Linked DNA regions of Homo sapiens: region 2 is linked to region 1. A link is an interaction called in ENCODE POLR2A ChIA-PET data of the cell type or tissue named here. Cell type or tissue: PC-9. All regions are shown on one strand.

Region 1 (8,000 bases):
TGAATTCGTACACTTAAAAAATTGTTGAATTTTATTGTATGTAAACTATACCTCAATAAAGCTGACTAGATTTTTTTTTAAATAAAAATATTGAGGCCAGGTGTGGTGGCTCACACCTATAAGCCCAGCATTTTGGGAGGCCAAAGAAGACAGCTTAAGGTGAGGCATTCGAGACCAGCCTGGGCAACATAGCGAGATTCCATCTCTATTTTTTAAAAAAAAAGAAAAGAAAAAAGAAAAATGTTGCAGCAAAGTGGTAGGTATATGGGTTTCTGGCCTTCCTACTTTTTCCCTAAGATATAAAATTTATAAAGTTACAAAAGTTATAAAATTTCCCTAAGTTACAAAATTTTTTAAAATCCAGGATCAAAAACAAAGACAAATCAAAAAGAGAATTCAAAATATTCCAAGTTATCTTCTCAGTAAAATAAATGAATTAACATTCTACCTACTTCCAATACTAAGCAGCCTGTAATGATTCAATATTCCTACATAACTGTAGTTTGCTAATAGGACATAAGTAGTAAGAGATGGGGAAATAAAAGATTAAATGACAACCAGTGACCACAGGTCTTAAAAGAACATTGGGGGAAACCAACATCAAGGCAAAATATCCATTGAGAAAACAGCAACTAAGCCATTTTCAAGAACTTCTTAGAAGACCAGAAGGTCCAATTCAACACTGAATCTAAAATAAAAGAAAATATGAGCCATGTGCAGTGGCTCACACATGTAATCCCAGCACTTTGGGAGGCTAAGGCAGAAGAACTGCTTGAGCCCAGGAGTTTGAAACCAGCCTGGGCAACATAGCGAGACCCTGTCTCTATTTTTTAAAAAAAAGAAAGAAAAGAAAATATGGAGGCCTACTACTCACTATGTGTTCAACTAACAAGTTCTTTCAACTACTATCACTGAGACTGGAAATTGTGTTTATGGATGTTTAAGTCTTTATCCAATTAAATCTTGTTCCGTATCTAGCATTTTACAATTTTCTGAACACAGAATCTTGTTAATTCAAACTGTTTTTCAGCGACTAACAGCATAGGTATCTCCGGGGAAAGTGTTAGCAATGCAGAATCCTAGGCTCCCAGCAGATCTACTGACCCCACAAATGACTCAGGCTCTACCCCAGACTACCCCAGAGTGATCTGTATGCACATTCAAGTTTGAGAAGCACTGTAACCTTTCTTCATTCAGAAATTCCGTGACTTCTACCAGCAGCTATACAGGTTGAGTATCCAAAAATCTGAAATCCAAAATGTTCCAAAATCTAAAATTTTTTGAGCTCCAACATGATGCTGAAAAGAAAAGCTCAGCCAGGCGCAGGGGCTCACGCTTGTAATCCCAGCACTTTGGGAGGCCAAGGCAGGCGGATCACTTGAGGTCAGGAGTTTGAGACAGCCTGGCCAACATGGCGAAACACCGTCTCTAGTAAAAATACAAAATTAGCCAGGAGTGGTGGCACACCCCTGTAATCCCAGCTACTTGGAAGGCTGAGGCAGAAGAACCGCTTGAACCCAGGAGGCGGAGGCTGCGGCGAGCCAAGACCGTGCCACTGTACTCCAGCGTAAGCAACAGAACGAGGCTCTGTAAAAAAAAACAAAAACAAAAACAAAAACAAAACAAACAAACAAACAAAAAAAAAAACTCATTGAAGCACTTTAGATTTTCACATTAGGAAATCGTAAGCATAATGCAAATATTCCCAAAATCGGAAAATTTAAAGATCCAAAACACTTTTGGTTCCAAGTATTTCAAATAAGGATACTCAACCTGTATATCCTTATTTCTACACACTTGCTTTAATGTAAGCATTTAACAATACATTAATAGGGATAGGTACACCATGGGTGCTACCATTTAAGCAAAAAATACCTCAACTGATGTCTCAGGCAATATACTGAGTAGAAAAAGTTTCCAAATAACGTAGAAGAAGGGTTGGCAAACTGTTACCCAAAGGCCAGTTCCAGCTGGCCACCTGTTTTTACAACACTGCTATGCTCATTCATTTACATATTTTCTATCTCTGCTTTCACACAACAGCAGAGTTGAATAAGCGAAGTATTACAAAATGTTACAGAACAGGTATTAAATCTTTGGTAAGTCACTTAAACACTTAGTTTCATCCTACAAAATGTTACAGAACAGGTATCAAATCTTTGGTAAGTCACTTAAACACTTAGTTTCATCTGCCTTTGGTTATAATTCACCTTTTTTTCCTCTACAAGAGGAATACTAACCTGAAATCCACAAACCTCTGTGTTAGTTAATTTTAGGTGTCAACTTGACTAGATTAAGGAAGACCTAGAGAGCTGGTAAAGCATTATTTCTGGATGTGTCTCTGAGGGTGCTTCCAGTGAAGACTGGCGGGTGGAGTGGTGGGCTGACTGGGGAAGATCCACCTGCACTGTGGGCAGGCACCATCCAATTGGCTAAAGGCCAGGAAAAAAACAAAAAGGTGGAGGAAAAGAAAATTCTCCCTCTCTTTCCCCTCGGGACATCAGGACTCCAGCCTCTGCGGCCTTCAGCCTCAGACAGAGTTAAAATATCAGCTTCCCTGGTTCCCAGACATTAAGACTAAAATGAGCCATACTACCAGCATCCTAGGGTCTCCAGCTTGCAGACTGCCTATCATGGGACTTTTCAGTCTGTATAATCGTGTAAGCCAATTCCCCTAATAAATCCTCTCTCATGTATCTATCTGTACATATGTATATCCTATTGGTTCTGTCTCTCTGGAAAACCCTCACTGATAGAGTCAGTCCTCTGTATTCATGGGTTCTGCATTAGTGGAATTCAACCAACTGTGGATTCAAAATACTGAAGGGGAAAAAAAATCCACAAAGTTCCAAAAGACAAAACCTGAATTTGCTGTACACTGAGTACTATGCTGAATCCACACAAATGAAGTGCTGGCATTATATTAAGTATTATAAGAAATCTGGAGATGGTTTAAAGTATATGGGAGGGGCCAGGTGCAGTGGCTCACACCTGTAATCCTAACACTTTGGGGGGCCGAGGCGGGCAGATCGCTTAAACCCAGGAATTAGAGACCAGCCTGGGCAACATAGCAAAGCCCCGTCTCAACAACAACAAAAAAAATACAAAAAACTAGCCAGGTGTGGTGGCACACACTTGTTGTCCCAGCTGCTCAAGAGGCTGAGGTGGGAGAATCACCTGAGCCCACGAAGTCGAGGCTGGGGTTAGCCGTATTCACACCACTGCACTCCAGCCTGAGTGAGAGAGTGAGACCCTGTCTCAAAAAAATAAAAAAATTAAAATTCAAGTATGAGAGGGCATTTTGCAGTGAGGCTCAGAAGGCAACAAGCACCCTGAGGTGACCCCACCCAAGGTAACTGGTATGGAGTGGAGGATGAACATGCACCTTCCAAGCAGGGTGTTTCTTTAAGAGTGTCACAGGTGAGAATTCCTAAGGCAGGTCAGAAAGCCCACCCCATGACATGTGCGGCCTGGTCTTGAAAGACGTTTTTCCATCTAGCTGGACAAGGGGAACATTCTCTGAATAGCAACCACACACATGTGAGTCATGGGGTGGAGACTTCTGGTTCACTGTAACCTAGACCAGATTCAGAGGCAGCAGACAGAAATCTTCTAGAAGGAAAAGAGCCTGGTGTTTGTGAAGATCTGCAGATCCTACATGTCAAAGAAGGTTTTCACTAGCAGGAAGGGTGGAAAATACTTCTTGAATAGCTTTGAAGTTTTCAAGCACCAGGCCCCTCCCAATGGGGAAGAAGCCACACCAAAGTACTGAGAGTAGGGAGGCCTTTCACACTGGACAAAGGGGCTGCAAGTGCAGTGATGTGGGAAAGCCTTCAACTGCAAAGATAAACTTGTTCAGCAACAGAAAATCCATGACGGAGTAAAGCCTTAGGAGTGTGGTGAATGTGGAGAAAACCTTTAGTCACAACTCCTACTTTACAGTACAAAGAAGAATTCACAGCAAAGAAATACCTTATAAATGCAGTGATTGCGGGAAATTATTTGGCTCCACCTCCAACCCTCATACTTTAAAGAGGTCATACAAAGAATGAGCTTAAAGCCAGGCATGGTGGCTCATGCCTGTAATTCCAGCACTTTGGGAGGTTGAGGAGGGCAGATCACCTGAGGTCAGGGGTTCGAGACCAGCCTGACCAACATGGTGAAACCCCGTCTCTACTAAAAATACAAAAATTAGCCAGGCATGGTGGTACACACCTGTAGTCCCAGCTACTTGGGTGGCTGAGGCAGGAAAATCACTTGAACCCAGGAAGGCGGAGGTTGCAGTGAGCCGAGATCTTGCTGTTGCACTCCAGCATGGGCAACAGAGCAAGACTCCATCTCAAAAAAAAAAAAAAAAAGAGTGAGCTTAATGTGATAAATCCTTTATTAGAAGATCCTATCTTGTTCAGCAGCAGAGAATTCATAGTGGAGAAAGGCCTTATGAGTGCAGATCATGTGACAAGTCTTTTTATCTATAAAGACACATTTGTTGAGCACCAGAAAGTTCACACTGGAAAAGAGACTTCTAAGTGTTGTAAATGTGGAAAATTCTTCAGCCACAATTCCTATCTTACAGCATATAAGAGAATTCGTGATGGAACAAGGCCTTATGTATGCAGGAAATATGGGAATGCAGAAACTTCCACCTTGCTTGGCACATGAAAGTTCACACAGAGAAAGGCCTTATAAATGTAGAAGTGTAGCGGATGTAAAAAAGCATACAGTCAAGGCCTAACCTCATTAGGCATTAGAGTTCACACTGGACAGAGGCCTTAAGAGTGCATGGCAGATGTTGTCTCATTGTTCAAAATAGCATGATCATAAAAGAGAAGAGCTGACAGTGACCTCTGAATGTGAGCTGTCAGCCAGAAGTTGAACTGCTCCATCTATCCACAATGTAGAGATTACCTACAACTAGGTGAGTGAACAAAACCTGGTGGTTCTTCATCCCCTCCCTCAGAGTGGTTTCAGTGTGGAAATGACCCAGCTCCTGCCCAAAAGACCTGGGTTGGGGTCTGCTGTGGATTTCCAGAGGTCCCCCTTTTTTGTGGACAATGGTAGCTGAGATGGATTTGTCTAGCCAGTTTCCGAATCAGCCAATCCTGGAACTGCCTGCCTCATTCTACCCTGATTTGTGCAGATAAAGGCCTTATTGTTTAACCCTTTAAAACAAAAATAAAGTACAGGGAAGGATGTGCACAGGTTATATGCAAATAGTATACCTTTTTATATAAGGGACTTGAGCATTCATGGAACCAATCCCCATAGATACTGAGGGAGAAACTGCATAACCTCTATAGGGGATTCATGAGCCCCTAAATTTTGCAGGCAAAATTCCAAAAATATTCTTTATTTTCTTTCTTGGCCTTTTATTGGTTCTGCTTTGCATATTTAAATCTTTTATTCATCTATTTATAATTTTATCTGTTTTTTAACTTACTACACTAACTAGGAGTACCAAACCATGCTGAATAACAAGTGTAGGCATGTTCACTTTGTCCCTGACTTTAATAGAATATCTTTAGTTTTTCATTACATTATATATATATATATAAAAATAATATTACACTAAGGCTGTTGCTTCTCATTCTTGTTTTAGAAATCCAATATATTCAAATTCACATTAAAATCTGGCTAACAAACATTTTTAAATGATTTTTTAAGTTTCACATTTCACATATTTAAAGGGGAAAAATTAAAAATCCCAAACTATATATCCTATTTTATTTTTAAAAGTATCCTAATTTCTTAAATGTACCCTGAAATCTTACCATGTACAGAACAATATCCTGATTACATCAATTTCTTGTTTAACTAAATTAAACAATAATGCTTATAAATTGGATGTCATGATAATTAAAATGTATCAAGCACTTGCTATCTGCCAGGCTCTGTACTGCTCTACATTTTTTTCATTTAAACCACCCAATCAAGTGAGAACTATTAGCCCATTTTAAAGAAAACTGAGGTTTGAGTGATATGTAACAAACCCAGTGTCACATAGCAAACAGGAGGCAGTGCCAAGAACTCAACTTTGATTTCAATGATTTCATGTTAATCTACGATGAGTCGAATTACCTTCATCATAAACAAGGTAAGTCACCATATTTCTGATATGACAAAAAACTGAAAAGACAGCCTGGGCAAGATGGCAAAACGCCATCTCTACAACAAATACAAAAATCAGCCGGGCACGGTGGCATGCACCTGTCATCCCAGCTACTTGGGGGGTTGAGGTGGGAGGATCGCTTGAACCTGGGAAGTAGAGGCCGCAGTGAGCCAAGATCGTGCCACTGCAATGCAGCCTGGGTGACAAAGTGAGACCCTGTCTCAAAATTAAAAAAAAAAAAAACTGAAAAGAAAAAAAATTATCAAAATACAGCACATGGCAAAAACCTTTCAAAAACTAAACTGACGTCTACCTCTAAGATGGGGAAAACAAGCAATGCAATACTAAAGAAGAATATACTTCTTATAGACAGAAAAATATACATATACATATACCCTTGATTTCCACAGCTAGTGATTGAAATGGGCATGGTTTACTCCACAGGAGCCCTGACTAATCTTCAACCCTTGTACTGCTTACTACCTCAGTCAGACATCACAAAATTGCCTGTTCCCACATGCAGAGACTGGACCTATCAACTGAGATTTATTTCTAAACTTTAGCAATCAGTCAAGAGCTCAGAAAGTATAGATAGAGCATGTGGTATCATCAAATCTCACTGAAACATGTTAACTATTCACCCATCTCTATCTGAACACAGCTTGGCCTCTGACCCACTCACCTTTGTATCTGGGAATCTCTCCTTGTTATAGATCTTCCTGATTCCCTAGTTCCAAGCTGCCTAATCGTTTACTCCGATTCCTTATCACCTACTCTATCCTGATCCTTACTACTTGCTAGACTCTCCCAGTCCAGGTTCTTTCATCACTATTAGATATATTACCTACGCAGGACAAAACGAACAACAAGTAAGGACTCAAAGAATGCCAATCTTAATTCCTAATTTTATCCCTCCTGATAAAGAATAAAATAAAATTGTCCCTTGGTATCCCTGGGGGGTTGGTTCAAGGACTTCCCACAGATATCCAAATCCATTGATGCTCAAATCCCTGACAAAATGACGCGGTATTTGCATACAACCTATGCACATACCCATGTATATTTTAAATAATCTCTAGACTACTTATAATACACAATACAATGTAAATCCTATATAAATAGTTGTTGTACTGTGTTGTGTAGGGAATAATAACAAGAAAAAAGTCTGTACATGTTAAGTACAGACTCAATTTCATTTTTTGAATTTTTTCATTCGTGGTTGGTTTAATCCATGAATACAAAATTCACAGACACAGAGGGTCAACTGGTATTTACTAATCTGCCTTTTAAAAATTTATTTTTCCTAATCACAGAAGTGCGTTATGAATCTTACTACCCAGCAAGTTGGTATCTGTTCTCTAAAATGATTACATATATATTTATCTATGAAAAAACTGAAATGGTTTTATACATACTTACAAAAGGCATTTTCACATAAAGACTTTAACAGTGGAGAAATACATGCTACCTGACAATGATGAAAATAAAATACATTTAACCTAGAGGACAATAAAATGTTACTAATCTGACATCAATGGAAAATGACAGCTTCCACTAAGGACAGTTTCTAGGTAATTATATCTTGCTAAATATCTTTCTATTTGATGGATGATTAATTTTCCTCCTACTCTAACATGTTCTTGTTAAGCCAGGCTTATCCTTATTAACATCTTCACCAGAAGAGGCCATAATGATGCAGTAACCTCAAGGCTATGTTATTGTGCTATTATTCCTACATAAAAACAGCTCCACCCTACAAGATAGTTACTCTGCAAAGTCAACGTCTTCTCCTTTCTCTTCTGTTACTTTATTTCACCTACACAGAAAAGCGCACCAACAGCATTTAACTTTCTTGTTCTCAGTTTTAGTTGCCAAAAAGCTAGCATATATT
Region 2 (8,000 bases), 450 kb before region 1:
AAAACAGTTCTGGTTTGTGGTTCCGAGTAATGTGTGAACACACATACATTTATCTCTTCTCCCTCCAGTGACCACATTAAGATGGAACTGAAGGAATGAAAAGGGACAAAGTCAATGACAATGAAGAAAATCAGAAAAGACCATCGACGACGAATGAGAGACTTCCACAAATTTATGCAAGAGGAAAGGTGGGGAGAGACTTTCATTTCTGGGAGTGCAGTAGATTGAATATTCTGCAAGGTCCTGCTGCTAAAAACTGAATCCTACATAAATTACAACCAACATGACTTTAAATGCCTTGCTGGGATCAGAAGAAAGTGAGGGAAATCTCCAAAAGCCAGAAGTCAAAAAAAAAAAGAAGGAATGAAGGAGGAAAAGGAGGGAGAAAAGACAAAGAAAAAGAAAAAGTGAGCCAAACACAGAGGAGTAAGCAGTGATCAGTATGAAGAAATTTCACCCTTCATGTGGTATATGGTTCTAAAACCACCAAGAGATGGAATTGTGCATAATAAAAAGAACAGGACATACAAGAAAGCTGGGATTGGAGAAAACACTCCAAACCTGTATAGTCTCATAAAAAATTTACTGAACTGTAATAACAAAAGTAAATAAACACATACACAAATGCTACTGCCATTTTTTGTTTTCTATAAATAAATAATATTGTAATCATAGACAAAACATTTAAACGTGCTTGCTGTGGTCAAATGCTGTGGAGAAGAGGTAGTAAGAAGGGACAACGTCATTCTCAGGCTGAGATGTGGTGACCCCCGAGGTGGAAGGTTGTGGCTCATTGTCTGCATTTCTTTCTTTTACTCTGGCTTGAAATAGAACCCTACCTTTGTTGTCTTCCAGTTTCTTCCTTTCATAAAGAAGCTGTATGTGCAACTCCAAAGGCATCCAGACACCAAGTGCCATCCTGCTGCTCTGAGCACTGGAGTCTGCAGCTCCAATCCTTGGCAAACCCTTCCCAGTCCCAATTAGCACAGATGATAACTGGGACGTGATCATCTCTCTTTGCTTTTATTTTCAGTGCTGTCTCTGGTGGAATGCAATGTGGGCTCCTTTGTTTCTTGGCTATCCCCTGTTCACGTGCCTCTTTTAAAATTGTAACTCTAAGTTTCTCCACAATACTTTAAAGCTTCCTTTGTTTGTTCACTACTTGGATTCATATAGCCAGAATGTTTCACCATGTTTGGAACGTTCTCTTTAAAAATTATCTTAAAAAGAATACACAAGCTTGGGAGAACAGTGCAATACATACTTGTAGGTTATATGGATAAACTGGGGGAGGAGAAAAGTTGAGGGCTGTGTGTGCTGTGTGGCCTTCCATGAGACACTATATTCAGCAGGTGGCTTTCATTTTTAACCTGGTGCTTGACTCAAGCACAAAGCATAGTCTAAATGTGGGAAAACTGCCGCTATGCAAGCACAATTTCTAGTTGGGTGATTTGTCCCTTTGCATATTTACCTTGTATATATAAGTTTGCCCATTACAAAAAGAGAGAGAGAGAGAGACAGATTATGATGATGCAAAGGCAAGATTGCCCCAGAGGCAAAAGTTGATAACAGCTCTGCTGTTATCAACTAAACCCCAGAGCTAAATCGGATAGTCATCCATCATTGAGCTAGGACTCTTAAAGGGGGCTGAAATATTCTTGGTAGCACCCCCAGTTCCTGAAGGAAACAAATGCAAAATTTCTCCAGATAAAAGTAACAACATTAGGCTCTTAGGATTCCCACAAGCCAATCTCCTTCATGAACATAGAGGCATAAATTTTAACGAAAAAATTTATAAATCAAATCTAGTGATATACAAAAAAGATCATACATCACAATCAAGTAGGGATTATTGTAATAATTCAAAGGTGGTTTAATATTTGCAAATCAACTCATTTAATTCACCACATTAATAACAAAAAAGAGGGGTGGAATGTGTATGGCAATTCAACAGATGCAGAAAAGCAATTGATAACTGAGCACACTGGGAATAAAGGTAAACTTCTTCAGTCGGCTTAAGACTATCTATACAAAATCCACAGCAAACACCTTGCTTCATGGTAAAATGCTGAGATGAGCAATGAGACAAAGATGGAAGGATGAGAGAATCTTCTCTTTCATTCATCATTGTGCTGGTTCTAGCCAACACACTGAGGCAAGAAAAGAAATCACAAGGATTAGGGAGAAAAAAAATACTACTACTTTATTCACAAACAATATGGTTATGTACATAAAAATCTAAAAATATCCAAAGGAAAGTTTCAGAATTATTAAGTAAATTCAGCAGGGTCACTGAATACAAGGTCACATATATAAAACACTGCTTATTTCATTTGTCAGCACAAACAAATAAAACGTGACCAATTTTAGATGACTCCGTTAAAGGAGCATTAAAAAATCAAAGTATCAGATGTATGCAAATTAAAAACACAGTTTTATACCACTACCCACCCCACAATGCTATAACAAAAAATCAAATTATTTCAAATGATGGCAAACATGTAAGGAAAGTATGACTCTCACACACTGCTGGTTGGAGTGCAAATTAGTACAACCACTTTACAAAACTATTTTACGCTATCTAGTAAAGCTGAACATATACCCACCCTATGACCCGGTACTTCTATTTCTAGGTATATATTCAACAGAAATACATACATAAGTTCATCAAAAACTACATATAGCAACGCTATTTTAGTGCTATTGCTAATATTTAAATATTGTAAAGACCGTAGGTGTCCATCAACGTTAGATTGGATAATTAAAGTGTAACCATTTCACACCATGAAATACTGTACATCAATAAGAAGGAATGACATCTAAGTATTTCAACAATAGGGATAAATCTCACAAACATAATGTTGAAAAAAGAAGCCATCTACAGAAGAGGACATACTGTATAGTCATTATTTATATAAAATTCAAAAGCAGGCTAAACTTATTCGTAGTGTTAGAAGTCGGGATAATGGTGACATTTGGTAGCAAGTAGGTGGGAGGGAAACTAGGAGACTTCTGAATGAGGATAAAGTTCTATTTCTAGAACTAGGTAAGGATTACAGAGGTGTGGTCACTTGGCAAAAACTTATCAAGCTTGACACTTACGGTTTCTGTACTTTTTTAAAGTGCAATTATACTTCAACTAAAAGCTTCCTTAAGCAGGAAAGAAAATGTAGATCCCCAAGAAACTGGAAGGCAAAAGAGGATGGCACAGGTAGAAAGAAGAAGGGAGCAACAACGTTTTCATCTTAGAAAGTGGAGAGTTGATAGATATTGAGATTCATGGAATAAGAAATGTAAGCTTAACTATTTCAAGGTTGCAAAGATGATGAATGGAGAAATCAAGAATAATGTTACAGAATAAGGGTATGTGGCAGAATAGGGTGAAGCAATGAACTAAATCTTCATTTGTCCATAGCAGGGAATTAATAAACAATGCCTAAACTAGATGAAAAAAACCAACTTAGTATCTTTTTTTTTTTTTTTTTTTTTTTGAGATGGAGTCTCGCTCTGTCACCCAGGCTGGAGTACAGTGGTGCAATCTTGGCTCACTGCAACCTTCACCTCCCAGGTTCAAGCAATTCTTCTGCCTCAGCCTTCCGAGTAGCTGGGACCACAGGCGCATTCCACCACGCCCAGCTAATTTTTTTTTTCTTTTGTATTTTTAGCAGAGACAGAGCTTCACTGTGTTAGCCAGGATGGTCTCGATCTCCTGACCTCGTGATCCATCTGCCTTGGCCTCCCAAAGTGCTGGGATCACAGGCACGATCCACTGCACCCAGCCCAACTTAGTATCTTAAAACAACTATGTTATTTCTCATGATTTTATGGGTGAACTGGGCAGTTCCTCCTTGGCTGTTTATCTTGCTTGGGCTCAGCCATAGGCTGCATCTGGCTGGAGACATGGCTGGGCTGGACATTCCAAGCAGGTCTCATTAGCACATCTGGCAGTTGGTGCTGGCTGATGGCTGGGACACATCAGTTCTCCTCTACGTGGCCTCTCATTCTTCTGTAGGCTAGAGCAGCTTCTTTAAATGACAGTCTCAGGACAGCATTCCAAAAGGTCAAAAGCAGAAGCTGCAAGGCTTCTTAAGTCCTAACCTCCAACTTTATAAAATGTTGCTTCTGCCTTATGCTACTGAACAAAGGAGGTCAGAAGGTCAGCCTGGATTCAAAGGTTGGAGAAATTCTGCCTCCTGATGGGGGAGGAGGAGCAGCGAAGTCATGCTGCTAAGGGGTGAACAAAACCAGTTAGGAGGACTTTGTGGCCACATGTGCAATCTACTATGGTCTGTCCTCTGCCCACAATTATTTACATTTCTCTCAAAGCAACAACATTAGGAAGTTAAAATTGGTTCTCTCTAGGAAGTAGAACTGGGGTATATTATTCAAGGTTGTCCAGAGAAACAGAACCAACAGGAGATATATATATATATACATATATATATATACGTATATATACATATATATATACATATATATATGTGTGTGCATATATATATATATATATATATATATATATATATATATATATATAAAGAGATTTACTAAAAGGAATTGGCGGAAAAAATTATGGAGGCTGAGAAGTCTCACCATCTGCCGTCTGCAAGCTTGAGGCCCAGGAAGGCTGGTGGTGAAGTTCCAGTCTGAATCTGAAAGCCTGAGAACCAGGAGAACCAATGGTGTGAGTCCAGGTCTGAAGACCTGAGAACCAGCAGCATTTACGTCCAAGGTCAGAAGAAGACTGAGGTCCCTGCTGAAGCAGAGAGCGAATTCTCCTTTCCTCTGCCTTTTTGTTCTATTCAGACCTTCAACAGGTGATGTACACGGGGGAGGGTGGTCTTTTTTTCAGCCCAAGTCAAATGCTAATCTCATCCAGAAACACCTTCACAGACATGCCCGGAAATGGTATTTAGCAAAAAATCTGGGCATCCCTTGACCCTATCAAGTTAACACATAACATTAATCACCCCAGGGAGTAAGAAAGAATAGGGACACGTTTTCCTTCATTCTAAGTCCTTCTGTAGGACTCTTTTTAAACATGTACATGTTGTATAAAAATTAACATTTCTAATATCATATAAGAGTCAATCCCTTGCTCTGGACAAAAACAATAACAACAACAACAAAAAAAAAAAAAAACACTAAAAAGACAGTTTCCCCTATCCTCGCTTAATAAATGCTGAATAGCATTTATTGAATATGGATCTTAAGAAGTATAATATCATTAAACCACTCAGAACCCACATTCTTCCGTCATATCCTGCCCACTCCATGAGACTAAGGATTCAGTTAAAAAATATGATCATATATGTCAAAAATATTTCTTAAACTGTAAACATTTTATAACTCACTATACATTATCTGTTGCTACTGGTTGTATGTTGTGTGCAGTGCTGTATTAAGCCGTGTGGAGACCCCAAAAGAACCAGAAAATAGGTTCCTACCAGCAAGGAATTGGAAGTCTAAGTGAGGAGACAGAATGACACCCACTACCCAATTATAGTCCATTACACTAGACTGTAGGGACCCATGCAGTCAGGGGCCATTACTCTTCGTTCATTACTGCCCCACCAGGCCCCACACATAATAAGACCTAGATAAATACATGCTAATGGAGGAATGGATCAATTACCTGGCAGCCTATGATTCAGAGTCTGGACACAGGACTGATTGCAAGTGCTAGAAGCATCGGCGAGCAGAGATAGAGGAGGTGGTCGCACTCAGCTAAGGCACTGAGGCTGGGCTTCATTTCCAAGTTGCAGCGTCAAAGAAGGGAAGACAAATATTCCAACCCAGGGGAGGCCAGACAAGGAAAGATACATGGAAGTGAGGAGTTCAAGGCAGCTTGGATGGAAGAAGAGAAGTGGGAAGAAGGCTGCAGGTCCCCTGAGCACTATGGCAGCTGGACAGTGGTACGGGGATGGAGTGGAGAAGGACAGGAGGTCCTTGGGCACAGGGAGAAGGAGGGAGGGGAAAAACCCTACAGCCCAGCAGGCCACAGGGGGAACCCTGTCACAAACGCTTCTGCCCTTCCATGTAGAAGAACCCCACCTTTTCCTCTTTTATTCAGTGTCCAATCCATTCTAGAATCAGCTGGGTGAGCAAAGGTGAGTTGGAGCAGTCTCCCACTTACCAGGACATCAGAGCCTTTTACAGTGGGACCGACAGTCAGTGACATGAATCACTAAGGGCTGTGGCGCATACCAGGAAAGCCAGGGCCATGAGCCCAGGCACACTCAGATGCCCATCCCAATTCAACACTCTTAGGTCGAGATCCTTAGGCAAGCTGACTTTTTTAAAACTCAGTTTCGTCACCTAAGACCAGTCCCTGCCTCACTAGCTGGGAAGATGAAATGAAGTCTCCCAGGTAAAGCATTCAGAAGGGTACATGGCTCATTCCCAGGACTGCATGAACCTTCGTGTTGTCACGGAGAGCCACATCGGTGAGGCTGGGGAAGGCTGGATGGAGGTGCTGGCATTACAGTGTTACAGAATAAGGGTATGTGGCAGAACAGGGTGAAGCAATTAACTAAATCTTCATTTGTCACAGCAGGAAATTAATAAGCAATACCTAAACTAGATGAATCCAGACTTGAAACTAGATGGATCCAGACTTGAAAAGAAACAGCGTTTAGATTGCAGAGAGGGAAAGCCAGGGCATCCTTTGTAGGAGGCACAGGAGCAAAGCACCAGTGCAGGAAAACAGCGTGTTCAGGGAGTTGCGAAGCTTTCTTTTTGACTCCTGGAGGGTGCATAGGAGCTATGTCAGGAAAGTCAGAGAGACTCTCCTGGAGGTGTCCTGAGGTGTCCACAGCAAGAAATGCAGACCTTGTTCTGGAGTCAGTGGAGAGCTGCAAAGGTTTTGAGCAGGAAAAGGAGCCGGTCAAGGTGACGGCCCACGGAGCTCTCTGGCAGGCCTCAGGCAGAGGCTGCTGAGAATGGACTATGTGGGGAGCCTGTGTGGCCCAGGCCTAGCTCCCAGAGAGGGTGGAAAGCGGGGCGCCTTTGCAATAAATCAATGCTGACATGTGCTGATGAAGACCTAGGATTGAGATGTAGTGCTTGGGACTTTATCTCTTTCACAACTGGCTTAGATGGGGTAACAAGAGAGGAGATAAAGGGTCATGTTAATGATTGCAGAAGCAACACGGTTCAGGGAAACATCGATACACCTCATCTAATCATTCACCAAGAAAGCATCAACCAGGGAGTTGCGTGAGAGGAGTACAGCTCTGCAGCCCTGACAAACGAGCTGGAGTCCAGATGAGGCCTGGGCTTGGACAAAATGAAAAATGGATTGTTCTCAAAATCTCCTTCAAGCCTCTTCAGGGTCCCCTTGCCCAGTTACCATCACATTTACCCTCGAGTGACCAGGCCCCATGGCCACACCCAAATACACCATGTCTCCAGGTGCAGTGTGGCGTAGATGTTAGAATTCCTACAGTGCTACTCCCTAGCTGTGAGGCTTTGGGTGACTTAACCTGGTCACTTGAGACCTTGGCAGCAAATGGAGATAAAGGTGACTCCTTTATGAGTAGACTTACTGTTTGGGAGTCCCCAGGCAGGAAGCTAAAGTAAGTAAAATAGAATAACTTTTATTCTACTGTCTTAGTCTCTTCCTCCAACATTAAAGTAAAAGCTAGTGAAATCCTACAAGGCACTGGATTGAGAGTCCCTGTAGGTCCCTGACCTCAACAGCTGCTGGTGTGTGTTCAAAGAGCCCATGTATTTCCCTTTCATGCTGATTCTAAATACACAGATACTGTTTGCTCATAATACAAAGATATGTCACAATCTGTGAGAACATCTAAACTTATTTTAAAAACTTATAGTAGTGTACTAGGGCGAGCGTTCCAGAGACTTGCAGGTGTTCTCAGACCAAATTGCTGTTTTCTGAAGAAATTATGTGACATGTTGACACCACAAAAGCAATTCCAAAATGAAACCTGATTTCAGTACATCTTTCTGATGGTTTGAATGTAAAACAGGTTTATAAAATT

What was found. ChIA-PET counts read pairs that join two places held together with the same protein. Peaks named below come from ENCODE experiments on the same cell type or tissue, not always from the same donor. Only the 100,000 strongest peaks of a DNase experiment are listed, where the experiment ranks them.
Region 2: POLR2A ChIA-PET joins it to region 1 with 5 read pairs; 2 of 35 experiments call an interaction of 5 or more read pairs at or near these places.

Annotation. Positions count from the first base shown.
Region 1 is chr15:58,728,368-58,736,367 of GRCh38, forward strand. All of the region lies in intron 1 of ADAM10 (ADAM metallopeptidase domain 10), which reads right to left. Among named protein-coding and RNA genes, the nearest start is that of ADAM10, 17 kb to the right of the region's middle. In PC-9, no CTCF peak of the experiment used is centred here; a DNase peak (open chromatin) is centred at 3,514; H3K27ac peaks cover 638 bases.
Region 2 is chr15:58,278,335-58,286,334 of GRCh38, forward strand. No RefSeq gene overlaps it. Among named protein-coding and RNA genes, the nearest start is that of AQP9, 140 kb to the left of the region's middle. RefSeq lists an enhancer at 5,576-6,775. In PC-9, no CTCF peak of the experiment used is centred here; no DNase peak of the experiment used is centred here.